Regions from separate parts of the Homo sapiens genome. Here all the other regions are linked to region 1. Evidence: chromatin loops called from intact Hi-C (ENCODE). Cell type or tissue: heart right ventricle. All regions are shown on one strand.

What was found. Peaks named below come from ENCODE experiments on the same cell type or tissue, not always from the same donor. Only the 100,000 strongest peaks of a DNase experiment are listed, where the experiment ranks them.
Region 2: it touches region 1 in a loop (5-fold over the local background); 8 of 110 quality-filtered maps call a loop at or near these places.
Region 3: a loop joins it to region 1, with 11 times the contacts of the local background. A loop is called at or near these places in 45 of 110 quality-filtered maps.
Region 4: a loop joins it to region 1, with 4 times the contacts of the local background. A loop is called at or near these places in 13 of 110 quality-filtered maps.
Region 5: a loop joins it to region 1, with 5 times the contacts of the local background. A loop is called at or near these places in 43 of 110 quality-filtered maps.
Region 6: a loop joins it to region 1, with 2.8 times the contacts of the local background. A loop is called at or near these places in 36 of 110 quality-filtered maps.
Region 7: a loop joins it to region 1, with 14 times the contacts of the local background. A loop is called at or near these places in 94 of 110 quality-filtered maps.

Annotation. Positions count from the first base shown.
Region 1 is chr18:3,994,118-3,998,117 of GRCh38, forward strand. All of the region lies in intron 3 of DLGAP1 (DLG associated protein 1), which reads right to left. It overlaps DLGAP1-AS4 (DLGAP1 antisense RNA 4), which reads left to right. Exons shown (of 5, transcript NR_102696.1): 3 at 1,100-1,232; 4 at 1,491-1,599. Among named protein-coding and RNA genes, the nearest start is that of DLGAP1-AS4, 34 kb to the left of the region's middle. In heart right ventricle, CTCF peaks have their summits at 1,576 (motif pointing left) and 1,788; a DNase peak (open chromatin) is centred at 1,544; H3K27ac peaks cover 1,077 bases.
Region 2 is chr18:3,439,872-3,443,871 of GRCh38, forward strand. It overlaps a transcript of TGIF1 not described here. Among named protein-coding and RNA genes, the nearest start is that of TGIF1, 8.3 kb to the right of the region's middle. In heart right ventricle, a CTCF peak has its summit at 1,637 (motif pointing right); a DNase peak (open chromatin) is centred at 1,633.
Region 3 is chr18:3,279,189-3,283,188 of GRCh38, forward strand. No RefSeq gene overlaps it. Among named protein-coding and RNA genes, the nearest start is that of MYL12-AS1, 19 kb to the left of the region's middle. In heart right ventricle, a CTCF peak has its summit at 2,430 (motif pointing right); no DNase peak of the experiment used is centred here; H3K4me3 peaks cover 716 bases; H3K27ac peaks cover 1,250 bases.
Region 4 is chr18:3,856,480-3,860,479 of GRCh38, forward strand. All of the region lies in intron 4 of DLGAP1 (DLG associated protein 1), which reads right to left. Among named protein-coding and RNA genes, the nearest start is that of DLGAP1-AS3, 20 kb to the right of the region's middle. In heart right ventricle, a CTCF peak has its summit at 2,312; no DNase peak of the experiment used is centred here.
Region 5 is chr18:3,295,990-3,299,989 of GRCh38, forward strand. No RefSeq gene overlaps it. Among named protein-coding and RNA genes, the nearest start is that of MYL12-AS1, 36 kb to the left of the region's middle. RefSeq lists an enhancer at 1,217-1,296. In heart right ventricle, a CTCF peak has its summit at 1,598 (motif pointing left); DNase peaks (open chromatin) are centred at 1,226 and 1,572; H3K4me3 peaks cover 1,133 bases.
Region 6 is chr18:3,867,602-3,871,601 of GRCh38, forward strand. The region is part of intron 4 of DLGAP1 (DLG associated protein 1); the gene reads right to left. Among named protein-coding and RNA genes, the nearest start is that of DLGAP1-AS3, 8.6 kb to the right of the region's middle. In heart right ventricle, a CTCF peak has its summit at 2,482 (motif pointing left); no DNase peak of the experiment used is centred here; H3K27ac peaks cover 738 bases.
Region 7 is chr18:3,769,948-3,773,947 of GRCh38, forward strand. All of the region lies in intron 5 of DLGAP1 (DLG associated protein 1), which reads right to left. Among named protein-coding and RNA genes, the nearest start is that of DLGAP1-AS3, 110 kb to the right of the region's middle. RefSeq lists a silencer at 1,460-1,679. In heart right ventricle, CTCF peaks have their summits at 1,547 (motif pointing right), 1,747, 2,822 and 3,661; a DNase peak (open chromatin) is centred at 1,564; H3K4me3 peaks cover 1,218 bases; H3K27ac peaks cover 1,319 bases.

The DNA of each region.
Region 1 (4,000 bases):
CTTCCCCAGTGCTTGGCTTTTCCCTGCCTGGCACCGGGTGATCCAGGCAAGGCCCTGGCTGGGGTGCCGAGGGTGGGGGAGACAGCTCTGGGTCCTTCTGTGCCACTTCCTCCCTGTGCTGGTGTTTCAGCAGCAATCTGCCCCTCTGCGATGGCAGCCTGTCCACAGCTCTAGTGCCCATAGGCTTGGGGACCCCGTTCCTTCCCTTCATCTGACTCTTCAGGCCTAGAGTGGCGAGGGCTTCCCACTGTGCTTGTCTCTGGGTACCTCGGCCTCTCTGGCTGTATTTTCTTAACCCTGCTCCCTGCTCTATAAACAGACCCTTCTCTAAATTCACCTCAACTCTCTTAATGGGATTCTCTTTCATGGGATTCTGACTGACAGAGTGCGGCTAAAAATATCTCAAACCTGATAGAAGCTGAGAGGAGCTGAAATTTCGAGTTGCAGAAACCTGGATGCTTGCCACTATATAGAGGACAGCAAACCATTTATTATTTATACAATTTCAGGCAAATAGGCTCTAGAAATTCCAGGTACAAAAGATCTGAAGAGATGACTAAACACTAACTAGGATTAGTTACATTAATCACGGACTTTTAAAATGACCAGAACCACCTGCTGCTAAATTATAAAGTCCAAAAAGACTTCAAGAATTGTTCAAAACTAAATAATGTCAACTCTCTAGAATGATTTATTCAAATTTAAGTAGGCCAGACTCACAATTTGGAGCACAGCTCTTTAATACATATAGATTCTAATTTTCTAAAAGAGAAATAGATTTGTTACTTGACTATTAGAAAATTCATTGCATATTTAAAAAGCGAGAGAACTTAGCTGTCTGCCTGTTCTGAGTCTGAGGTGTAAATGTTTACCTCATCATACATTAAGTATCTATAGATTATGCTCAATACTTTTTGCAAAATGTAGCATAAAGTCACTACTCATGCCCTTAAAATAGGCAACAACAATGTAATTTTAGAAAATGTTAATAAGTTTTCCTAGCTTTTGATTTTTTTTTTTTTTAGCTTTGGCCTTATCCTTTTTTTAGGTAGTGGCTGGCATTATGGATTAATTACTTAATACACTTTTGTTGCCTTAGAATTCACTGAGCTGAAATGGAGTGAGAGCTAAGATGCTCTCAGAATATTCTTAAAATGACTGTGCTGCAAAGAAGCCCGGGTGAATAGAAGAAAATAGAAGGAATGGTGGATACAAGTGAAGGTTAAAATGAGGTAGGAACTAAATATTATACTGGCACTTGGGGTTAGTATTTATGAATTGTTACTCTCTGGCAATGCTCTACTCTTTTGTATCTTCTTCGGGACAGAAAATTCCGTAAGAAAGACCTTTCCAGGAAGAGCTTGTCCCTAAACTTATGGGCTCAGGGTTTGAACAAAGCGTCTCTTCCAAGACCTTGTGAATAATATGCATGTGGGCCACGTAACTTCACAAAGTAAAGTTAAACGAATGCATTCTTTTCTTGCTATTAGACCCCATTTATCGCACCAGCTGTTGGTGATTTCAGCGCACCTTTCCAAGCCTCTTGAGAGTTCTGCTCTAACCACACTGCCCCCTAGTGTTCTCTCGCTTTGGTGCAACGTGAGTAAAAAAAAAAAAACCACCAAGATTTACTTTCAATATATACACTGTATTCATCAGTGTTTTGCTATAGAGAATGTAAGATATCTTTCTGTAAATTATTTAGATATTTAATCTTATTTATTTATTTATCCCAATAAGATATTAAAGCATGCTAAGCTGGAATGATTTTTTTTCATAAATGGGTAAAAGCAAAAGTAAAAGTTTAGATACTATTAAATAATTCCTGATCTAATAAACGGAGACAAATTACCTAATATTTTTGAGCACCTATTATGTTAGACATGTAAGAAATACTGTATTACAAGTGAAGTCTAAGTAAGCCTAATTCAATACTTAACTTTTAAAGTTAGAAACATTTTAAATATATTTATTAATTTGATCTCGAATTTGGGGAAAACAGTAAAGATGGAAGAGAGAAAAGGGAGAATTTTTAAATTTTACATATCTAAGTGGCTTTGTATTATGTTTTAATTGAAAAATATTTTAAACAAGTCAATTCTGATAAGATGTAGAAATTCTACTTGCAGCTTTAGGACAAAGTGAATTAAAAACAAAGGCTTTCTACTTGAAATGTGGCCAGTGTGACTGAGAAATGGAGTTTCTAAATTTTCATTTCATTTTAATTAATTTCACTGATTTAAATTTTAAAACTGATTGATACTCAATTCAGTCACTGAAAACTTTTACGTATGCTTGTAACAACTTAGGTATCTGAATCTATTTTTTTCAAATGTAAATTTTAAGATATCTATTTAGATTAAATATTCCTAATAAAAATATAGCATTTTAATTGCATAGGCTATAAGTGAAAAATGTACAGCACATTTCAAATGTTTAGTACAAAGCCAAAAGAATGTAATATTTCTCATTAATAATTGTTATATTTAGTACATGTTGAAATTTATATTTAGATATGTCAAACAAAATATATTATTAAAATTAATTATATTGGTAAAAAAGGCTAATAGTATAGAAATCATAACTATGTATTCCTCTATCTGAATAAACTGAGAGAATCAAGTTTTCAGATTATTAAAGATTGAAAAATTGAAAATATATCTGTTTTCCATGGTGCAGTTCACATACCACTGGTGATAAATTACTTTAGCCAATGCAAATGTATAGGCTTTTTATTGTTATGCATTATTTGAGCAATAGTGAAAATGAAACTGAGATATCAAATCTATGATTTTGCAGATATTGATGTTTAGGACTACACTACACATTAATTACAGTGCTCATGTTTATAAATTTTTAGTAACTTTGACTCCACCATTAAATTGGATTAGAAATATAAGTTGCAGAGTTTTCTTTTTTTTTTTTTTCATATTTTAAAATAAGCTTTATTTAGATTTTTTTTTAATATTTTATATTTGCATCCATGCCTTCGAGAAACCTTTCCCACGGGAAAGGTTATTTTCGTCTAATGTTACCCATAACTCATTCGCTATTTGACGTAGTTCTCTTAAATAAATCATCCTTTAGTAACTCTTAGAATTATCTCCTAATTTACAAAAACTGAAATGAAAAGGAACTACTAAATCATTAGCAGGAGTGGTTGCAATCTTATTTTCTTGTAAGTAAAGGGAAAATGATAAAAATCAACCAGAAAAGAAATTCATGGGCAAGAAAAGTATTTTCTAAAATCTGTCTCCGTAGAGAAAGATGCCAGCTTGGGTCGCTCCCCCTCACCCCTAGGCTCGGTTAAACAGTTTGGTCAAAGGAGGACAGAAAAGTCCTTATGAGGGCCTCAAGTTGCAGAGTTTTCTAAAGCCTGAGTTTTACTGTTTCTATCCTTCTGGTGTCACTTAACATGTTCCTCTGTCCAGTGTATTTCCTGTAAGGTGTCATTTAACATGTTCCTCTGTCCAGTGTATTTCCTGTAAGTTGTAGTTAGAATTAAGAACAGCACCATACAATAGAAATATGAGCCACAAATATAATTTAAAATTTTAAAATACACATTTAAAAAAAGAAAACATTAAAATTAAAATTAATTTTAATAATATAATTTTATTTAACCCAATATGTCACAAATATTATGTATGTAGTCATACATACATATTAAATTTTAAAATTTAAGTCAATATTAAAGTCAATATTAAAAATTATTGAGATAGTTTACATCTTTTTTTCATATTAAGTTTTTGCTATCTGGTGTGTATTTTACGTGTACAGAACATCTCAATTTGGCCTATCCACATTTCAAATGCTCAGTAGCCACATGGGATTAGTACTGAATACAGTAGACCCAGGTACATCATCAGACTGAGGTTCAATTTTTGGCCAAAATACCCCACAGGTGGTGGTGTGTACCTCCATACAGAAGCATATGTCTGGTGGCTTTTTTGTGATGTTGGCAGTCATTGATTACCATTGTCTACACCCAATAATTCAT
Region 2 (4,000 bases), 550 kb before region 1:
TCAGCCAGGCGTTGTCGTGGGCGCCTTTGGTCCCAGCTATTAGGGAGGCTGAGGTGAGAGAATCACCTGAGCCCAGGAGGTGGAGGTTGCAGTGAGCCAAGATCGAACCACTGCACTCCAGCTTGGGCAACAGAGGAAGACCCTGTCTCAAAGAAAAAAAAAAAAAAGTACTGATTTAGACATTTATTTCACCCTTGAAAAGGAGCTCTACTAGTCTACTCTGTAACCCCGCACTTTGGGAGGCTGAGGAGAGCAGATCCCTTGAGGTCAGAAGTTTGAGACCAGGCTGGCCAACATGGCAAAACCCGGTCTCTACTAAAAATACAAAAATTAGCCAAACATGGTGGTTCATGCCTGTATTCCTCATTACTTGGGAGGCTGAGGCAGGAGAATCGCTTGAACCTGGGAGGCAGAGGTTGCAAGTGAGCCGATATCGTGCCACTGCACTCCAACCTGGGTGACAGAGCAAGACTCTTTCTCCAAAAAAAAAAAAAAAATTACCTGCATTAGGATTAACATTTCCAGTTTTGCAGATTTGGTCATCCAAATCCAAAGCCATTTGGGTTGGTAAATGGTTTGACAGTATTTGTTCTTATTTCTTGTAAAAGGCAATGAATAGTTGGCTCCCAGAGTGTCATTAGGGGTTATTCACATTTGCTGATGATTAACCACTAATGGCTCTTGGACTCCAGACACTGACTTCAACTTACCACTTTCCGCCCCGATTAGAAAGGCCTTCCCCAGTCTAAACACAACTGTGTCCCATTTCAGATGCCTGCTCAGGTTTTTATACAAGATTTGTGAAAAATCTCCTTTAACACAAATGAGAACGAAACGTAAATGTCCGATAATTGGGCATTGGTACATAAATTATATCCATAGTTACAATGGACTATTATTTAGTTGTTAAAAACGGATGTAGGCTCCCTGAGTCAGTCTAAGATTGGGCTGGTGTCTTCCTCTCCACACTTACATCACTCCAAAGGTAGTAACTGTTAATCTTTCTACACTTATCCTTCCAGAAAAATACAGGCATACAAAAATTTTATGCAAAAGGGATAATATTGTAGAGTTCTATACCTGGCTTTTAAATAAAACAACTTAACATCTATTAATAATCTTTCCATGTCAGTTCAGTCTGATTTACTTTATTGTTGTAATGACAGAAAAACAAAGTTTTCATGTCCCCCCCTCCATGTTTTTTGGTTATCTGGATTCCTTTTTAGGTAAAATACAAATCTACAGGCTGTCCAACTTTTTAAACACAGAGTTTTTCTTTTCTACGGTTTGTATAAGCCCTTCATGAATTAAGTCAATTGGGCTTATGCCTGAATGTGCTACAACTATTTTTCCAAGTTTCTTAGCTTTTGAAAATTTTATACAATTTTTCCTTAAACATAAATTCTTTCTAAGAAACAAAGTACTTATAAACATTTATATCTCATCATTTCTTGATTTTGTGCTCTGGTTAGAAAGGCCTTCCCCACTCCAAGATCATACATTTACTCATGCTTTCTTCTAGAAGTGTGTGTTTCACCCTTGGCACTACTGACATTTTGAACAGGAGAATTCTTGGTGTGGGGGCTGTGGTGTGCGTGGTAGAATGTTGGGCAGCATCCCTGGTCTCTATCCACTAGATGCCAGTAGCAACACCTCCTCTCCAGCTGCAGTCACCAAACATGTCTCCCGACATTGTCAAATGTTCCCTGGAAGGAAAAATTGCCACATACACACCCTGCTTTGAGAACCACTATTCTAGAATATACATAGGTGCATTTTAAATTACTTTTACATTTCATTCAGATGAATTGTACTTATGTTAAGGGAGTGAAATGGAGATTTAGCTTTATTTTTTTAACCGAAGGTAGTCAATTATCCCAATTCAATTTATCTCTGATATGAAAAGCCACCTTTGCCAAAATCTAAATCCCCATTATATTCTAATCTGCCTCCTTATTGTTTCTTCTTTATTATTTCTCCAGCATAAAACTTTTACATTTAAATTATAGACTTCAAAATATGCTTTAATATTTGGAAGGCTTCCCCAGTGTTCCCCTATACCAGCTCTTCTCTTTCAGAATTTCCCCAGCTGCTGTGAGGTTTTAATTTCAATGAACTGTGGCATTGTTTCATCAATTAAAAAGAAAAAGAAAGCCCTGTTGGTATTTTAATGAAAATCACTTTGAATTTAAAGACTGATTTGGGGAGAATAAACATCTTTATATAACTTTCACTATTGGATCTTGCTAGAAAGAATAAGTTGTCTTTTATTTTACTTGTCTTCCTTTATGTCTCTCAGTAGGGTTTTAAAGTTTTCTTTATAAAACTTGCAGAAATTTCTGTCAATTTTATTCCTAGATATTTCATCATTTTATTGCTATTATAAATGGCTACTCTAGAGCTTTGGGAAGAAGTAACTGTGATAAATGGAAATGTGGATGAATTAGCCCTTTAATGGAAAGAAAAGGAATAAGTTAAAAACTGGTACAGTATTCTGAAGGTCTTTTATAATATAAATATAGTACTTAGTCCAATGATTTTTTTTTAAACAAATGGGGACACATTGCCTTCTTGCATTTATAATATTAGTTCACTGCTTTTTGCTCTTTGTCAGATGAGCTTTTAAGCTAATACAAAAATAGGCTGTCCCTTACTTATCATTTTAAAAAGAAAAGAAAAAAGAATATACAAAAAAAATCAATACAATAGAAAAGTTGGCAAAAGTTATGAACAGGATTGTGCAGTAGCTCAACTTGTAATCCAAGCACTTTGGGAGACTGAGATGGGAGGATCCCTTGAAACCAAGGAGTTCAAGACCAGCCTGGGCAACATAGTGAGACCGCATCTCTACTTTTATTAAATAAATAAAAAATCTTTAAAAAATAATGTTATGAATAAGCAAGAAGAAGAAATAAAAATGACTAATACATACACAAAAATGGGCTCACCCTCTCAAAGAAATGTGAACAATAAAAACATTTGGTTCCATTTACTTACCTGGGAGATAGACAAATAGGAAATTGATTGATAATATTCAGCGTTAGTGAGGGCACAAAGAAAGAGATCTCACATAACTTTGGTGAGATTTTAAATAGGTAAGATCATTTGGAGGCAATTTGGCAATATCTATCAAAATTCTGAATGAAACACGTTTTGATGCAGCTATTCCACCTCCCAGAAACTCCTACAGATATGCTCACAGAAGCCCCAAAAGATCTGCATACAAACTAACATTCTGTTGGGCCCAGCCGGTTCATTATCAGTATGCCCCAGTACACAATCAGAAGGGGCTCTTCTAATTGGCTGATGCGCGTATTCTATCAGTTGTTAAATATTTCAAATGTAATTGCACTATCTTTTTGTGCTGAGTTACACATTGGAAACAATTAAATGCTCATTACTAAGAAAATAAATGAAAAAGCAAATTGCAGAATATTAGTATTGTTTAGATTATTGGCTCATGGGTTATACTGGCAGGATAAATTAATTAACTCCCACAGACTACAACTTCTTCATCTGTAAGGTGGGGATAATAATACTTTTTTTTTTTTTCCAGATAGGGTTTCGCTCTTGTCTCCCAGACTGGACAACAGTGGTGCAATATAGCTCACTGCAGCCTTGAACTTCCAGGCTCTGCAGGCTCTAACTCTGTGCACTACAGGTGTATACCACGAAGCCCAGCCAATATAATATGAAAATAATAATAATGAGAACTTTTTTTTTGAGATGTAATTTCGTTCTGTTACCCAGGCTGGAGTGCAATGGCGCAATCTCGGCTCACTCCACCTCCCAGGTTCAAGTGAATTCTCGTGCCTCACGAATTCACTTGAAATTCACTTGAATTCACCATGGGGTTTCACCATGTTGGCCAGGCTGGTCTCGAACTCCTGACCTCAGATGATCTGCCCGCCTTGGCCTCCCAAAGTGCTGGGATTACAGACATGAGCCACTGTACCTGGCCATGAGTACTTCTTAGGGTTGTTTTAAGTAGTAAATAAAA
Region 3 (4,000 bases), 710 kb before region 1:
GTGCTTTACAACTTGGGGCAGTAGGCTGGTCTGTATTCACTTGCTAACAATTTGCCTGGGCTTCCTTTTATCATTAGAATGAGGGAGCAGCTCATATGAACTGTCACATTTATCACCCAATCCTCTTAGTCTCTGAGGTATCAGTTCTACTTTTTATTAATAGACCTGAAGTTTAGACTGAAGCTCCTGCCCAAGATCTAACAAATATAAGAATCTACATCTGGCTCTTTTTTCCACTTAGAAGCTTAAACTCACCACAATGTGTCACAAAACCAGGTGGAGAATTGTGTGTTTCACAGGAAACAGAAAAATACGGTGGGATAATCTTGATGATTATTGAACCATTGTCAACCACCTGTTATGTACCCTACACTGTTGTAAGGGTTGGGGATAACTGGGGGGTGGGACAGACAAGGATGCTGCCCTCGTGGGACTGCATTCTCTGCTGGCAGACAATCCATGTGCAATTTCAGGTTAAGTGCTGTGCAGAGAACTGGGCATGCATGACAGGGTGGTCAGGAAAGGCCTCTGGGTGGTAAGCTGAGATCTGAATGACAGGAAGGAGGTCCGGACCCATGTGAGGATCAGGGCGAGGCTGTCGTGTGGTAGGAGCATCGGGAGAGCACATGGATGATACGGGTCCAGGGAGGGTATTTGGAGCAGAGTCCTAATGTGAAATGCAGGGAAGAAAGGTGATTTATATTTTTAAAATCAGTGTTGGTGCTGTGTCTTGAATGGAGGGGCACGAAGAGAAGCAAGAAGGCCGGTATGGAGGCTGTTGCCGTCGTCCAGGCAAGAGGGGGCAGCATGGACTCAGGTCCAGGGGAGATAGCTATAAAACGCCTCTCCGGGTCCTATCTGTTTCCTCCCCTCCAGCTCAGCCTTGTTTCCATCTCTGGCATAATCGTAACTGTGCTTATTTTATTGATCTGCTTAAAGCCAGATTTGAAAAATTGAGAGAAAAGTTTTGAAGATTAAAAACAAAAAAACTTAGTTGTTTCTCGACTGCCTTACGTTTACCTGACACACTGTTCTGTTTCATCTGTATTATTTGTGAAGAGTGTTGTGGAATCCAGTAGTGGAAGACACCTGGGCCAAGACTTTGTTTCTTTTTGGTGTCCAGTAAATATTATTAATGATGACGATGAAAACTTTGTCTACTTAATATCTCCTTTTGAGAACCACATAGTGACAATCTCCTAAGTTGATGGTTGATTCTGTGGCCACTGCAGTGAGTGTGTGTGTGTGGTCACATAGTGAAAATGCACTGAGTATTCACTATGTACGAAGCACGTTACACAACTGCCCTTTGAGGTAGGTCTTTTTGGGTTTTTTTTGTTTTTTTTTTTTGAGACAGAGTCACTCAGGCTGAAGTACAGTGGCACAGTCTTGGCTCACTGCAACCTCCACTTGCAGGTTCAATCAAGCGATTCTCGTGCCTCGGCCTCCCAAGTAGTTGGAATTACAGGTGTGCACCACCACACCTGGCTAATTTTCGTATTTTTAGTAGAGATGGGGTTTCACTATGTTGGCCAAGCTGGACTCAAACTCCTGGCCTCAAGTGATCCGCCCGCCTCAGCCTCCCAAAGTGCTGGGATTACAGGCATGAGCCACCGCGGCCGGCCTGAGGTAGGTATTGTTATCCCTGTTCTACAAATGAAATGTCAGGGGGCAAGGAAGTAACTTCCCAAAGTTACACAGGGAATAAGCAGTGGGGCAGTCACCTGAGCGCAGGCAGTTGTGCTCCTCCCAAGAAAGTGATTATGGAAACACCGTCGATAGTTTCTTATGGTCATGAGCCAGTTTTACAAGCGTTTGTGAATTGTGCTTGATCCTCAGAACGCTAGGAAGTGGATAAAGTAGGAATTGTCATCCCATTTCACAGATGAGATTACTGAAGTTACCTGACCTGCTCAACTTTGTATAACTAAAGAAGCTAGAGAAATGTCGAGCTTCTAACCTTTTTGACCGAGATGGGTGCTTCTCATTAAACCTATAATTTCCTAATTACATAATTAGTACCTGTAGCCTGATCAGAATGTCTCACAATGTATATATTTAATACTGTCTATCCTACGAGCAGCAATTATACTGATTTGCATCTCAAAATTGATATGTGTTAAAATATAAGAAACAGAAATATAAAATAAATTTATATTTCTTAAATTATAAGAAACACAGTTTTTGAAATAGAAACATAAACTACTGAAAAATCGGGTATAAAAAGATCCCTTAGAAACATCATCTGGGAAATCTGAATGAGGATGTAAAGATTTATCACATACTAAAATTTCAAGAAAAGGTTTCTTGTATAGAAAAATGATGAAGATGATGGATTGCACATATCACACAGTCTCTTAAGTGGATCTTTTTTTTTTAGAATGGTTGTCATAGGCAATTTTAGAGACAATAACTAGAAGTGTCACTAGGTGGCACTATTGTTCTTAATATAGTACTGTCTTAACCCATTCCCTAATGAATTTGAGATAAAGCAGCCAAATCATGAGTATCTAGACAGCATTATTGTCAGTAATGCTGTGACTTTCTCAAAGTTGTTTCTTAAATAATTGATGAAAAGTCTTACAATTAAATTCATACTATTTCATGAGCCCCAAATGTAGGGAATAATCTCTAGGACTCCTTTTTACAAATATCAATGGCAAATTCCCTTCCCCTTCTCCACCCCTTTTGCCTTTTCCTTCCCCTTCCCCTCCCCTCTTTTTTCCTTCCTTCCTTCCTTCCTTCCTTCCTTCCTTCCTTCCTTCCTCCTTCCTTCATTAATTTACAAGTATTTATTGAGTGCTTGGAAAGTGCCAGAATCTCAGCTTGGCTCCAGTGGCTTTTACACCGAAATAATGACCTTTGTTGAACATGAGATCATAGGCTTTGCACTGAAAAGACCAGACTTCCTCCACTTACTGACTTGAACAAGTCGTTCTTGTTACCATCACTTCAATTTTAGAGATGAGAAGGCTAAAGCACAGAGCTAGTGGTTATGTATGAAAATACTCTGTAAAATTATGCTTTATATAGGAATGCTATTATTACCACCTCAGGAATGTTGAGAACTGTATCTATTATAGTTCTAGATAATATACTCTAATAAGGCACCTAAGCTGATGAAAAACAGGTCTAGCACAAATGACTATGAGACAGCTTCTATTTTTTTTTTCTTTGAGATGGAGTCTTGCTCTGTCACCCAGGCTGGAGTGCAATGGCGTGATCTCGGCTCACTGCAACCTCCACCTCCCAGGTTCAAGAGATTCTCCCGCCTCAGCCTCCCAAGTAGCTGGGACTACAGGCGCCTGCCACCACGCCCAGCTAATTTTTGTATTTTTAGTAGAGACAGGGTTTTGCCATGTTGGCCAGGCTGGTCTCAAAAGGTACGAAAAGTATTTTGTGAGATGCGTATGAATGGGGGTGTTTAAATATAAAACACTGTTCTAACACGTCTCACAGGAGACCAGCCTAATCTTTTACCAGCCGCACTTAACTGCAGTTGATTGTATTGCCAGGACACAGGCTTCCTTTCAGACAGTCATTCTTAATGAACTTGATGATGATTCATATTTCCTCGTGGACACTGGTAACTAGCACAGCGAAAACCAATCTGAGGACCTTCGTCTACTCGCATTTTTTAATAATCCGAGTGTAAATTGAGGTTGGCTCATTTGGGAGGTTGTGCTTACTGTACTTTTTCTCAAGTAATCTTTTATTCAATCTATTTATTCAGTTCTTACTTACTGAAGTGTACATTACATCTGAGAGCCGAGGGTGATAGCGAAACTAGGACCCTACTCTCTGGGAGTGTTTTAATGCCCAGCACTTTGGAAGCACGTAACGAATGTGAGTTCTTATCTGTTACCAGGGTGCCAAACAGCTGTTCAGGAGCTGCGACGGGTGTCTAACTGCTCACTGAAGAGGTCAAAGAGAGCTTTGAGAAATGCTTGCCCTGACAGTGATGTTTGTTCTCTCAGTGCTACCGCTGATCGCCTTCATA
Region 4 (4,000 bases), 140 kb before region 1:
AACAGAAATAGCTAATAGGTGGGAAATTACCTTAGTCACTTGAAACAGAAGAAACCTATTACTAATGGGTATTAAATTATTTATAATATAAAGAAATACAGGCCAGACGCGGTGGCTCATGCCTGTAATCCCAGCACTTTGGGAGGCCGAAGCGGGCAGATCACGAGGTCAGGAGATCGAGACCATCCTGGCTAACACAGTGAAACCCCGTCTCTACTAAAAATACAAAAAATTAGCCGGGTGTGGTGGCAGGCAGCTGTAGTCCCAGCTACTCGGGAGGCTGAGGCAGGATAATGGCGTGAACCTGGGAGGCAGATCTTGCAGTGAGCCGAGATTCCGCCACCGCACTCCAGCCTGGGCGACAGAGCAAGACTCCGTCCCCCTCCAAAAAAAAAAAGAAACACAGCTGATTATTTAGTGTCATGCTACATCCATAGAGGACTTCAGTATATAGTATGAAGAAAGTGCTTGCTCTATGTATTAAATTATTTATAATATAAAGAAATACAGCTGATTATTTAGTATAATGCTACATCCATAGAGGACTTCAGTATGTAGTATGAAGAAGATGCTTGCTCTGTAAGTGTGCACTCTAGGCTAGATATTGACCCAGACATTTGTGATGTCTCCATCTGAAAATAACAAAAAGAGCCGAAAACCTCTGTAGATTATTATTTAAAATTAGAATATTTAAATTATTTTAAGATGCTAAGAATTACTTGCATTACTTTCTTCAAATTGAAGGATGTGCATAATATTTGGGAATTCTAACCAGGAAAAGAGTTTTAGCCTTTCATTGAAAATGACATTTATGGTATTATTCAAAATGGTAAAAAGCTGTTTAAAAATTCAAATGACAATGAATAGAAATAGAAATGAATATTCTAGCCATGGTGTATTTACATACTATAATAACAATACATATTTTCATTAAATGATAGAGTATTATTGAAAATAATAAACATTTATCAAAATGACACAAAATGATTTTTACCCTACCAGTTTAAGGAAACTCTTGGCATGTGCAGTAGTTACTTCCCAATTGCCAAGTTCACGATCAAGCTTTCCATTCCTTGTCTGACTGGACCACTCCTTGGTAGTTGACTTTGTTAAACTTTCCCTGTTTCTTGAAATCCTCTTCGTCTCCCTTTACTCCCACACTTTTCTGGCCTATTTTTATGACCTTTCTTAGTGCTTTTCCTATGATTCCTGCTGTGTAGCCCAGGAAGTTGGCTTGTGATGTCTCATCTTCTGACTTTACACATGCCCCAGTGTGACCTCATTCACTCTCAAACTCCTCTCAGCCTCCTATGTGATAACTCCCCAGTGCCTTTCTCCAGTTCTGATGTCTTCCAGAACTGCACAATCATAAATCCAGCTGCCTTCATTCCTCCCTCTTCCTCATCCACCCCACTCAATTCTTGACCAACTTGATACTCTCAAGATACAGTAGAAAGGTGTGTTTACTTCTCTCCATCTTTATTGCTTCAATCCTATTCCAAACACAATCATTTCTTATCTGGTTTACTATAATAACTTCCCAAATAGTATCTGAATAAATGAACATTTGCCTACGGGATATCTTCAACTGAATAGGCTTCAGGCATATAAGATTCAGCAGGCCGAGAACAAAACCAACTTCTCCATCTAAATGTATTCTTTCTCCTACATTAATTATCTCAGTTGGAAGTATTGACAGGCACCCAATTTTTCAAACTATAAATTTTTCATCATTTTTACTTTTCTCTTTCCAGACACCTCAGTAGTTCAATCACTAAGTCCAGGTGATTCTATACTTAAAACATGTTTTTTCCTATTTAAAAAACTTTAACCATCAGTTCCCCTCTCCTCCCAGGTTGGTGAGAGCTCTTTGAGGGCAAGAGTCATGTCCTTTCAACTTTGTATTCCCAGCCTTTAACAGAGCCCTTAATCTGAAATATACTTAGTGCTCACAAGTGTCTGAATTAAAAATTATATCATATACAACAAAAGGGAAACATATATATATATACGTGTATATATACATATATATACACGTATATATATATGCACACACACACACACACATATATATATATAAAACACCTGATTGCAAATGTGCAAGATGTATGCATTTACATGTATAGATACTGGAAGGGGATTTCAAATGACATGAATAATTGGTGTTTTACTATAAAGTTAAGAGACTGATAAAAATTTCAAATAAGAAGCAGCAAATATGTTACTCATAGGCAAAGGGGAATCTAGATCTAATAAACTAAAAAATTGTCTGGCATGAGATTCTTCTGCTCTAAAAAGCTTACTAAATGAGCTTTCACATGATAAACATTAGAGGGCATACCATCTCACAAGAAAGGAACACTCCTTTTAGATGACACTAAGAGTTAACACTTTAAATGTAAGAAGAAAAGTGGTGGATGAAGCTATTGAATGCTTATGTTTCAAGAAGAGTGAACAATAGAACTTTCATGCTTCAGAGCTTTTTCCATACATGAGGTTATAAGTATATTTTAAGTGAGATGTTAGAGCAGGTGACAATTTTTAACAGGGACTAAAAAATTAATTGCAACTCAAAAATTAACAATATTTAAGAGTGAATGACTGTATACTGCAGAGTATGTAAGTAAGTACACCATCTACAAGTGCTCTGATTTCAAATAGTGATTTGAATGGACATGCTGCCTAACTATTTTAGAAGAGTATTCTTTTAAAATAATCTAAAAAACACAGAAATGGATGGTATTTTCATTTCATCACCATATACGTGAAATATCCAGGGACCAGTGCATATATACAATGATCTCATTTAGCTGATAGGCAATAGATATATAATTTCACACATCTTTCACACCAAGTTTAAAAAAATGGTATTAAGTTTAAGAAATAGCTTATGTTTTAGATAGTAGATTCTGTAGTAGGCAGATTACGGACTCCCCAAAGACGCCCATGTCTTAATCCATGGAACCTGTGAATGTTACCTTATATAGCAGAAGGGACTTCACAGATGTGAGTAATTTACTGGTCTTGAGATGGGGAGATTGTCGTGCATTATCAAGTGGGCCCAATATAATCACAAATAAGTAGAAGGAAAGTCAGAGCGAGAGTTGTGGCCACAGACACAGATCAGGGTGATGCAATTGCTGGCTTTGGAGATGAAGGAAGAGGCCAGGAGTCAAGGAATGTAGGTGGCTTCTAGAAGCTTGAAAAGGCAAGAAAAGGGTGTCTTCTCTAGAAACCTCCAGAAGGAACATAGCCCTACTGATGTTTTGATTGTAGCTCATTGAGACCCATTGTGGACTTGTAACCTGCAGAACTGTACGATAATAAATTTGCGTTGTGGGCCAGGCACGGTGGCTCACGCCTGTAATCCCAGCACTTTGGGAGGCCGAGGTGGGCAGATCATGAGGTCAGGAGATCGAGACCATCCTGGCTAACATGGTGAAACCCGTCTCTACTAAAAATGCAAAAAATTAGCCAGGCGTGGTGGTGGGCATCTGTAGTCCCAGCTACTCGGGAGGCTGAGGCAGGAGAATGGCGTGAACCTGGGAGGTGGAGCTTGCAGTGAGCCGAGATTGCGCCACTGCACTCCAGCCTGGGCGACAGAGCGAGACTCTGTCTCAAAAAATAAATAAATAAATAAATTTGCATTGTATTAAGGCACTAAATTGGGGGCATTTTGTTATTGCAGCCATAGGAAGTTAATACAGATGCTGAAGGGTTTCATGTGCTCAAAACCCTGATAAGTGAAACTGTAATCTCTAACAGTAACTTTTGCAATGTCTCTTAAATCTGCTCTCTTGCTTCAGTTCACACTGCTAACACTGTGTTTTTTCAGGCATAATAATAATAGGATTTATTGAGGCATCATATAATGTCCCATTTCCAAGCATTGGTCTGCACCTTCCACATGTATTAACACAATTAATTCTTTTGACAACCCTGTATGATAGGTATTTTTATTATCTCCACATTACAGAGGAGGAGACCATGGCAGATAGAC
Region 5 (4,000 bases), 700 kb before region 1:
CTGCATCACTAGATTACTTTGAAGTAAATCACTGACAAATCATTTTGTCAGCAAATCACTGATATTTGTTCATACATATTAAAGCAGATATCTCTAAAACAAAAGACCGCTTCCCCTCCCACTTTTTTTTTTTTTTTTTTTTTTGAGACAGAGTCTCACCCTGTCACCCAGGCTGGAGTGCAATGGCGCTATCTCTGCTCACTGCAACCTCCACCTCCCAGGTTCAAGCGATTCTCCTGCCTCAGCCTCCTGAGTAGCTGGGATCACAGGCGGGCGTCACCACGCCCGGCTAATTTTTTATATCTTTAGTAGAGATGGGGTTTCACCATGTTGGCCAGGCTGGCCTCGAACTCCTGACCTCATAATCTGCCTGCCTTGGCCTCCCAAATGCTGGGATTACAGGCGTGAGCCACCGCGCCCGGCCTCCCCACCTTTTTTTTAAGAGACAAGTTCTCACTCTGTTGCTCCCAAGATGGCAGATTGGAGGCAGTGTTAGCATGCCTCTTCCACTTGGAAAGACAAGATAGTGTGTAGAGACTCACACACTGTGAACTTTTCTCCTAGAAGCAACACAGGAACTTAACAGGAGAACTGAAAGAAGCCACTGACCCTTTGAAAGAAGCACTGGGCTGCAGCCTACACCATAAGCCAGTGGAAAACTAAGTTCCCCAGAGTGAAAGAGGAATAAATTGCCTCTGGAACATACACTCCCACTTGGGAATCTGGCAATAGAGGCCCATGAGGGAAGAACTTAACCCTATCCAGCAATGGAGCTGATTTTAGTGAGCAGTGGGGAATGTATGAGAAAAAGCATCATTGGGACGGGCTTTGCATGCACTCCCAGGCTCCAGTGAGGATGGAGGGAAGACATTCCCGACCCTACCTCACAGAGGACTGTGCAGAAATCTGCCAGCTAACTCAGACAGCAGTCACAGGTTGGCAGAAGTTCCCAACTGGGTTCACAATATAATGCCGAATGGGGACAAACCCCCTTGGGCAGAACCAAGGAGTGACTGGGAAATGTGCTGCAGCCACGGGTGCAGGAGCTGGGCGCCCCTGCTTCACGGGCAGACTGGGAGGGGCGTGGCTTGAAAGCATTGGTTGTTCTCTCCTTCAGGAAGGCTTATGGCATGGGGCAGTCTTGAGTTCTGAATGCGGACTGCCTGGATTCTAACGAGCTGCTGCAAGCGGAACCCTGCGGGTGAGGGACCGGCCTTGCCAAGTGCATGGGCGCTGGTGGGGCTTACTGCCGCCTGCTACTCCCCAACCCCTGTAGAGAGACTTCTGTGCAGCAGAGGCAGCTGCACCCCTCCCTGCAACATTACCCCTGCGGCCAGAAAAATGCTCTCTGACCCCCACAGGGGCCACTGCTTACCCCGCATGTGGGGAGCCACAGCGTGAACCTGCCTGATCCAGCCGCCACCTGGCTTTGCTCCTTCACTTGCTCTGGTAGCTTAACACAAAGGACAGAAATTTTTTGGCGCTCTATGGCCCCACCCATTACCTGAGTCACCAGAGTACCTCCCCTGGGTAACATGAGGCAAGCACAAATCCCACTGCTACTACGGCAGCTGGTGCTCTTTGGCAAGCGCCACCTTCTGGCTGGAGGCCAATTGACAGTCCATTACAGCATCTCCAAGTAGTGTAACACTGCACCAAGGAAGGAGAAAACTTGTGCATGACCTCAGCTGTCACCATTGCCTGCATCGTTCTGGCTAACCAGGGGGTCCTGAGTCTGTCCACATGACCAATTCATTACTACTACTACTGGCATTTGAGAAATCTTTACCAGACAAAGAATTCAAAAGGTTGATCATTAAGCTACTCAAGGAGATATAAGAGAAAGGTGAAAAACAACATATAGAAATTTAAAAATCAATTCAGGATATAGATGAAATATTTTCTAAAGAGATAGATTTTTTTAAAAAATCAACCAGAACTTTTTGAAATGAAGGACACATTTAGGGATTTAGGGAATTACAAAATGAGCTGGAAAGTTTTAACAATATTCTAGACCAAATAGAAGAAAGAATTTCAGAGCTCTAAGACAAGGCTTTCAAATTAACCCAATCAGACAAAAATAAAGAAAAAAGAATTAATAGAAATGAATAAAGCGTCCAAGAAATATGGTATTATGTAAAATGGACAAGTATAAGAACTATTGGTGTCCCTGAAGGAGAAGAAAAAGCAAAAAAAAAAAAAAAAAAAAAAAGTGAAAAACTTCTTTGAGGGAATAATTGAGAAAAACTTCCCTGTCCTTGCTGGAGATTTAGACATCCAAATACAAGAAGCTCAAAGAAGTCCTGGGAGATTCATTGCAAAAAGGATATCACCAAGGAACATAGTCATCAGACTATCTATAGTCAGTGTGAAGGAAAGAATTCTAAGAGCAGTGAGTCAAAAGCATCAGGTAAGCTATAAAGGGAAACCTATCAGACAAATAGTAGACTTTTCAGTATAAAATTTACAAACCAGAAGGAATTCGAATCCTATCTTTAGCCTTCTTTTTTTTTTGAGATGGAGTCTTGCCCTGTTGCCCAGGCTGGAGTGCAGTGGTGCAATCTCAGCTCACTGCAACCTCCACCTCCCAGGTTCAAGCAATTCTCCTGCCTCAGCCTCCTGAATAGCTGGGAATACAGGTACATGCCACCAAGCCCAGCTAATTTTTGTATTTTTAGTAGAGACGAGGTTTCACCATGTTGGTCAGGCTGGTCTCGAACTCCTGACCTTGTGATTCACCTGCCTCAGCCTCCCAAAGTGTCTTTAGCCTTCTTAAATGGAATAACCCTCAGCCAAGAATTTTGTATTCAGTAAAATTAAGTCTTATAAATACAGACAAAATAAAGTCTTGTTCAGATAAGCAAATGGTGAGGGAATTTGTCACTATCAGACCAGCCCTACAAGAAATGCTCAAAGGATTTCTAAAGCTTGAAACAAAAGGTTGATATAAACCAGAACAGAACCTCTTGACACATAAACCTCATAGGGTCTATAAAACAATAACACAATGAAGAAAACAAAATATCTAGGTAACAATCAACATGATGGCTGGAACAGTAGCTCACATCTCAATATTAATGTTGAATGTAAATGGTCTAAATGCTCTACTTTAAGGTATAAATGGGCAGAATGGATAAAAAATCACAAACCACATATCTTCAGTCTTCGAGAGACTCACCTAACACATAAGGATTCTTATAGATTCAAGGTAAAGGAGTGGCAAAAAATATTCTGTGCAAAAGAAAACCAAAAGTGAGCAGAAGTATCTATTTTTATGTTAGATAAAACAGACTTTAAAGCAAGAACAATAGAAAAAAGACAAAAAAGTCATTACATAATGATAAAAGGATGAATCCAACAAGAAGATACTATAATCCTAAATACATATGCACCTAACTCTGGAGCTCCCAGATTCATAAAACTATTACTTCTAGATCTAAGATGAGAGATAGACAGTAACATAATAATGGTAGGGGACTTCAACACTTCACTAACAGTCCTAGACAGATCATTGTGGCAGAAGGTCAACAAAGAAATGCTAGTCTTAAACTACACTCCAGAACAAAGGGACCTAACAGGTATTTACGGAACATTCTACCCAAGAACTGCACAATATACATTCTTCTTATCAGCACATGGAACATTCTCCAAGATAAACCATATGACAGGCCACAAAACAAGTCTCAAAAAACTTTAAAAAATCAAAATAATGTCAAGTATCTTCTCAGACTACAGTGGAATAAAACTAGAAATCAACTCCAAAAAGAGCCTTCAAAACTATACAAATACATGGAAATTAAACAATCTGCTGCTGAATGATTTTCGGGTTAACAATGAAATTGAGATAGAAATTTAAAAATTATTCAAAATGAATGATAATAGTGATACAGGGTATCAAAACCTCTGGAATACAGCAAAAGCAGTGCTAAGGGGACAGTTTATAGTACTAAATCCCTATATCAAAAAGTCTGAAAGGTCACAAATTGACAACCTAAGATCA
Region 6 (4,000 bases), 130 kb before region 1:
CCCCACTCTGGGGGCTCTGTGATGTGGACCATGGGTGGGGCCTCGTAGGCAAAAGAGAAGGGCTGTTGGGAGGAGAAATGGGGATGGGGAAAATCATTTCAAATTTCCCATGATGGAAAGGCTACAGGAATTGGTTATCTAGATTTACAAATAGAATCTAATAAATAAAACTTGTTTTTTTTTATTTTTTGTTTTTATAGCAGTGTGAAAGTCAAAGTACATGTTTTTAAAGAAGCATGAAAGTTCAGATGAGACACACTTGATGGCTTGTTCAGTTCATGAGATCTTCTGGCATGAAATAAAATGTTTCTTTTTCCATGCAGTGATTGCGTAACTCAAATATGGCAAAGCTACCTACACGATAATTTTCGGCCTGTGGATTTGATTTTTCATAAGCCTCACCACACACCCCTCACAGAAAGCTCTTGTTTCTAGTGGATTCGTTTCACCTCCTTTGTGAAAGCCTTAGAGAGAAGGCAGTAAGCAGGGAAAATCAGCTATTTATAGGCGTTTTTGACTAAAAGTGTCTGCTCAGCGTGCCATGGAATACTTCCAAGAGGTGGGAGAACAGGAAACGATCTAAAATCGACTAGAAGGCTGGAGGAGTGTTATGGGGGAATGATTTTGCAGGGGAGTCATTTTCAGAAAGCTCAGGTTTCATTTGCAAACAAATGAACTGACACCCCTTGAGTTACAGATAAGCCTTTGAAACTTTTGCTAGTTAAGGAGAGAAGACAAAGACATAAAATTTCTAAGGATTACAGGTAGGGTTCCTTTAAAGGACTTTAAAAGGAAAAGTCCTGTAGAAAGGCCTCTCTCCCTACTTATTTACTGCCTAAGGGGATGCTAGCCAGATGGACGTCCACAGAGGAGCTTAGACTGGCAGGTGGCATTCAGAGTGTAAACTGCAGGTCCTGGGATGGCCTACAGAGTCTTATAGTGTCCATAGGATGATCTCTATCATCACTAATTTCCACTTTTATAACCAAAAATGGCAAGCCTATTTGGTCAAGTTTTCATAATTAAGAGATATAATTTCATTAAATGTATTAAACCCTTCCTGTGAATTCTGAATGGTTTTGTTTTCATTGTTTTGATGACATTGGAGAAGCAGGCGAGGTAGAATTTAGACTGCCCAAAGTCACAGGGCTCACAGAAGAAGTTTGAACTTCCGATGGTTCTGTGGAGAAGAGGTCATGAGAGAGATCTGGCTTCAGTGTTTACTTGCTCTTTTCAATTTCTACAACATTAGAAGAATGATATACCTGGCTTAGCGACTTTGGGCACGAGCAAAGAAGAGTGATGGCCAAGGACATTTGGTCATCTTCTATCAATGGTGGAAAAGCACCACGGAGGAAACACTCCACAGAGAACCTGGTTCTCCTAAGCCAATTAAAGAGGTGATGATGGTGGATAGAGTTCCCTTGTAGACACCTCCTATGACTGTTATTACTAATTAAGCTTGTCCTGTTGACTTACCAGAGCTGTCTGGAATAAGGCAGCAGGAGCTTGACAGACTTAACGTATGAAAACAAAAGCAAGTGTGTATTGCGTTTTTTTTTTTTTTCCCTGTATGAATACACTAAAGCTTGAAGAAGCCAGAATTATATTCCATCAGCCAATATCAAGCCATGGGAAAACCTGATCCACTGAGGCTGAGCTATCAAAAGATTAATCCAGGCTGGTGCAGTGGCTCACAACTGTAATCTCAGCACTTCGGGAGGCCGAGGTGGGAAGATCCCTTGAGGCCAAAAGTTTAACACCATCCTAGGCAACATAGCGAAACCCCGTCTCTACATAAAAAATTAGTCTGGCACGGTGACCTGAGTCTGTAGTCCCAGCTACGCTGAAGGGTGAGGTGGGAGGGTCGCTTGAGCCCAGGAGGTCAAGGCTACAGTAAGCCATGATCACACCACTGGACTCCAGCCTGGGTGACAAAGGGAAACACTGTCTTTCAAAAAAGAAAAGAAAAAAAGATTGACTGTGATACTCTCGACTTCAGACGAAAGCTTTCTGCGTTTAGTCGGCACACAAGACAGTGAAATTTTACACCCACACTGTGATTAAGACCTACTGTCATCCCATATTGGAAAGGGCTTTTCTTTACCACAGAATCAGACATGCTAATCCCAATGCCAGCTTAATAAAAACTAGATGAAGTGAAATACAAAGGAAAAAGTGGTATGGTACATGAAACATGGGAAAGAGCTAAAGCTTGTTAATGTTTGAGGATCTACAAACTTGGAATATTTTCACACTGTATTTTTCATTTATTTCTCAAATTTGAAGTTAAATTTGTTTCTAAGACCTGAAGCAAACACAGTCATATCATCATGCCCATTTTACAGATGTAGAAATAGAAGTGCTAAGTAGAGCCCAAAGTCATGTAGCAAGCCAGCATCAATAAAGCTTGCAGTCAGAGCGCCTGAATCCCATATTTTCATCTATTAGGCTCTACTGCCCCCTTCAGTAAATACAATGAGAAATTAAGCCTTACAGTTCCCTAGAACTGGGTTACTTAAAATGCAGTTCTGGGATTGATCACTGTCAGAATCATCCCATATCTATGAAATCGGAATCTCTTGGGTGGATGCCAGAGATCCTCATTTTATAGACACTCTCAAGGTGATTCTTGTGCACATAAAATTAAGGAAGCTTTACCTCTAAATATTCAATGATAGAGCAAGTGGCCATACATATATATGATTCTCTACAGGCATACATGTGATATTATTGTGCCCATATGTACCCGTATTGATTCCACTTTACAATATTTCATGTAGCATTTCCAATTTTAGAGATAAATCCTTTCCAATCACTTACTTTTACATGTAGGGGGCAATAACTAAGAGATTAGCTTGTAGCTTTTAGCGTATGTATCCTGCACACTATTCCTCTCAGATTTGCTGCAGTTGCTCCCATTTAATATATTTGGTCCCATGGTCCCATTGTTCCAATACGTAATTCCTACCTGTCACACCATACATATTTTATACATAAATACATCTATCTATCTATCTATCTATCTATCTATCTATCTATCTATCTATCAAATAAAGTTTGGCCTTTGCAAATATGGTAACAGCTATGTTAATTTTTATCCTGGAGAAGTAAGATGAGGGATGCTGATTTCAAAGGAGTGGAAGATGCTGGAAGGATGCATGCTGTCTTCAAAATCTAACCAGGGCTCTGAGCAAATTCCCTAAAGATCACATATCCTAATGTGTTCTGCTCTATGCATCCTCCTTTGCTACGTGGTTTACCATGATCCAGGGAAAACTCATCCATTAAAGGAGGAACACACCAATTTCTTTTCTTTGGAAGTTAAAATAAATAATTGCAGGCATTATTTAGTTAATCTTTGCCTCTTCTGAGACTGTTGAGTCACAAACTTGCTTCAACTCTAACTTTCAGATAATGTCGCTTCTCCCTTTGCTTCCCTGTGCCTTGGCCCCATTGCCTTAAAAGGATGTTATGAGAATGGATAATAGAATATGTACAACATAATGGGAAGAGAACAGCACTGGTAGCCAGGCAGTGAGCCTGCGAGTGCCAGGTTCCACTGGCAAGATGACTGATTTCATCGAGGTATTTCCTTAGGATTTTTCTCTTTTCAAAAAACTAAATTGGACTAAATAATTTCAAAGCCTTCTTTTACAAGGAGATTATTAGATGAAAAATAGATAGGAAGATACAATGTCCGCATTGCAGGGAGATTAGTGTGAATGGGAAGCTACACCAGATGACCTTCTGATCAGGAGGTTCTACTATTCTAAAATTGTCATTTTAAGGGGAAAAAAACCCAACTCTGCCTGGTCCTTTAATTATGTATCTTATGATTTTAGAGTCTCGGAGAATTAAATCAGGGAGGAGTTAGACAATCTTGCAAGCGTATATTAAATTGTGGTTAAAAAAATTAAGGAGAGCAAAAGTCATTTATTTTACAATTGTTGGATTCTCCCTTATTAAGGGGACTAAAACCTCTTTATTCTTACACCAG
Region 7 (4,000 bases), 220 kb before region 1:
AATAAAATTTTAATTAAAAAAATCCCACCTTCAGACAATGAATGAGTCAGGATGCAGGAAAAACTAATAGTGTGGTTCACCATCTAGTTCAAAGCTGGACATTGGAACTGAGTTTGTACCTAAGAATAAGTAGAACCAAGTTAGTCTCCAAATTTTTAAACGTCTGCCATGATGAACCAGGGTCTGTGTGTGTGGCAGTGAGAAGAGCACACTTGAAGAATGTACTCATGGGTGGACTTGGGACCTGGTTGGAGACAGGCACTACTATGCATAAGGCCTGCATCTTCCATTTTCCCTGTCTGATAGGTCAGTGCTGTCACTGTGGGAGAGAGAAGGCAGGCAGGAGAAGGGAGGTGGTGGAATTTTCCTCTTATTCTTCTCTGAGTCTCTAGAAATTTGGGTACTTCTTAATGACCAGACACATGTCCTGAATATTGCTCCTGCCTTACCCCCACATCACTGGCTACTGCAAACTCCTAATAGTCACCTTGATGCCATAATTAAGGCAAAAAAGACTGGAGGTGGCCATAGGAAAAGGCATTTAAAATACATTTTGATGTGCCATGAAACACAGATGAATGCCCATTCATTGGCTATGTTTTACATGGGCTTTAGCTGTAGAAATGCAACAGCTCTGAAATTTATACTTAGAGAAAATAACTACTCATTCATCTGAACAAAAACATAAAAGTTTTCCAGGAAATGTGAAGAATCATTAACTTCACAGATTCTGAACAGAAAGTATAATTGCATACGCTATAAGGCAGAAGTATATTTGAAAGCATTTGTGAGTGAAATGGAAACATGCCCCATCAATCCATTATCACCAGAATCACATAGTATTTAAATGGCCACAGATACTCTGACTAAATCAATTAGGTACAAAGACAGAAATAATGAGTACTGTTGGTGGTCAAAAGCTTTTCCAGATAGGTGTTTAGGTGTTGGAAAGATGACTTCTACCCACTTTTATTACCTTTATGCCATGGTAAATTATAGTAATTTCTTATGCCTTGGGTGAAAGAATGGAAAGATAATATTCACCGTATTGAGGATGGTTTAACTTTTCTATAGAGAAGCACCGAACAATCACTACCACATGAAAAGGGATAAAAGCTTTCTGGTCAAAATGTACTCTATTATGCTAGCAATATAAGCTATTCGACATATTCTGTTGTGGAAATTCCCAAGCTCCCAAGATTCCGATAAGGAACGTGCTGCACGAGCTCAGGGCAGCAAGGAGATTAGACAATAAATAAACAAAGCTCCCCTTTCACAAGCTGCGGTCCCATGGCTGAGAATCCGCTCTTGTTCTTCTCTCTTCTAACCCCTGGGTCTTGTTCTTCCCTTCCTCTTCTCTGGGTCTTTATTAATTGGGCTTTGTGTCTATTCTAATGAAAAAGGCACCGATGCTCCGTCCCACTCCTTCCTGCGCCCCCGTGGAAGGACGGTGGGGGGACGACGGCGTAGGTCCAGGGGAGCTGAGAGTGCGTCTGTGTTTCCCCGGAGACGCGCTCGGCCCGGGGGCGGGTGGCGGCGTCAGTCCCGGGGAGGACCGGCAGGGGGCGGTCGAGGCTGAGGACTGCGCAGGACCGCCCGGGCGGGACGTGCCGTGTGTACTGCGGGACTTGCATAATACCACTCTCCAAGTCAGGGTGCCTTCCAGGAAATCCTGAGCGAGTTGCTCATTCAAGTTTTTCCATGTTTGACGTTGGTGACTTAATCAAAGAATCAAAGGATGTCAGGGGCCTGGATTGCTGTTATCTTCTTTCAAAGGCTCTCCTTCAACGGATAAAAAATTAAGGCTCAGAGCAGCTCTGGGTCTAACTAGCTAGTTAGTGGCAGAGCTGACGCTGTAACTGAGGTCTACTAACTGCCTGCCCTAGCTCTGAAAAAAAAAAAAAAATCCATGTGGCCACTGCCAGCTTCTATTTACAAGATAAATTTCTAACGCTGAAAGAACATTCTCTCCTCTCCCGGTCCCTTCTGAGTTCGCATTTCTGTGGCTTAAGCTGCAAGTGGTGAAGCTTATTTCGGGAACAGAAGCGCAAATTTAAAATACAATAGAATTATGAATAGATTGCAATATTTGACTATTTTATAACAACCATAGACTCTGATGGTAAAAACAGTTAAAACCTAAGCCTTTCTTTCTTTTCTTTTCTTTCCTTTCTTTCTTTTCTTTTCTTTCTCTCCTTCCTTCCTTCCCTTTCTTTCTCTCCTTCCTTTCTCTCCTTCCTTCCTTTCTCTTCTTCTCTCCTTTTCTTTCTCTCTTTCTTTTCTTTCTCTCCTTCCTTCTTTCCTTCCTTTCTTTCTCTCTTTCCTTCCTTTCTCTCCTTTTCTCCTTTTCTTTCTTTCTCTCCTTCCTTCCTTCCTTTCTCTCCTTCTCTCTCTCTCTCTCTTTCTTTCTTTCTTTCTTTCTTTCTTTCTTTCTTTCTTTCTTTCTTTCTTTCTTTCTTTCTCTTTCTTTCTTTCCTTCCTTCCTCCCTCCCTCCCTCCCCCCCACCCCCCTCTTTCTTTCTTTCTTTCTTTCTTCTGTCCCGGAGATCTTAATGAGCTCCTTGTGTATTCTTTCTTTCTTTTCTTTCTGGTCTAGTGTAGCTGCCTGTCGTCTTTTAATATATTTAGGAATAAGGAGGCTTTGTGAATTTTACATTCATGTGATCATTTTGGGAATTTTATTAATAATATTATTATATCCTCAATTTCTGAGCCCCACCCCAGAACAATTAATTTAGGCTCTAAGGGTGTTTTTAAAAACAGGCTATTCAAAATGTGGTTCTTGGACCAGTGGCATTGGCACCCCCTGGGAGCTTGTTAGGCATGCAGAATCACAGGCCCCACTTCAGACCCGCTAAATTAGCATCTGCATTGTAACAGGACTTCCAGGTGATTCTTAACTGCACTAAAGTTTGAAAAGACCAACTCTAAGCCCCCGATAACTCCAGTGAACATTTGGCAGAGGGCCTCACCTCTTCAGCATGGTATTGAACGGAGCCCCTGGTCCTTACCTTAGTGTTCCTGTCCATAATTAACTTGGCAGAGCCCATTTAAAAGAAGAGAACATTTTTACTTGTGCTTTAAGATCAGGCTGAAAGAATACTGGAATGAAGGAGTTCTTAATGAGCTCCTTGTGTATTCTTAGATGGGACTTAAAAATTTTTTTTTATTTTTTTAATGTGAAAGGGCACTATTGATACACAAGGAACTCGTGGGAACTGAAAAAAGGAAACCAGTTTCTAGGTGGGCTCTGTTGCCTGTATTTGACTCACTCACCGATAACACACTCATAAACTGACACACACATAAACTCTGTTGGGCTCTCAGGATATAAGAACATTTGGTAATAAACTAATATTAGCAGATAATTTATCTTTTTTGTTTTGTTTTATTATACTACCAAGCATAACACAGTGTTTTGTATATACCAGGTGACTAACTATTGTTGGCAGCAAGAACAGTAGATAAATATTTATGGAAGGAACGCTGTGCAAACAGTACCCTCTAGGAACAAAATGTTTTCCTAATTAGTTAGAATAGTTAATAGTTTATTGTTATTCATGCAAGAATTGAGCAATTGGGATTGATGATTTCAGTTATCTGGTTTGCTTTTGGATAAGATGACTTTTGATCCCCTAGTGCTGAAAACAAGAACTGGCAGAGCAAGTTCTGGTGTACCTAACAATAGTGTTCATAAATAACTTCCTGCCACACTGATAAAAACATCTAGCTAAATTCATTTTTAACTGATAGTAAGTGCTATTTGTTTTTAACTGATTTTCCATGCCACATATTTGTAAATCTATTTCACTGTGTTCTGGGAGCACGAAAGACTGGTGCTACATTAATTCAAGCATATATTAGAGGGAAATGGATATAAACTTTCTGCTAATATTTCCAGGTAGCCTGACAGTCAGATGTTAGAAGTATTCAATTGCCAAGTTAAAAAGTAACAGGAAGAATCAAAAAATATTTTTCTGTGATTGGGAATCCAAGCTGG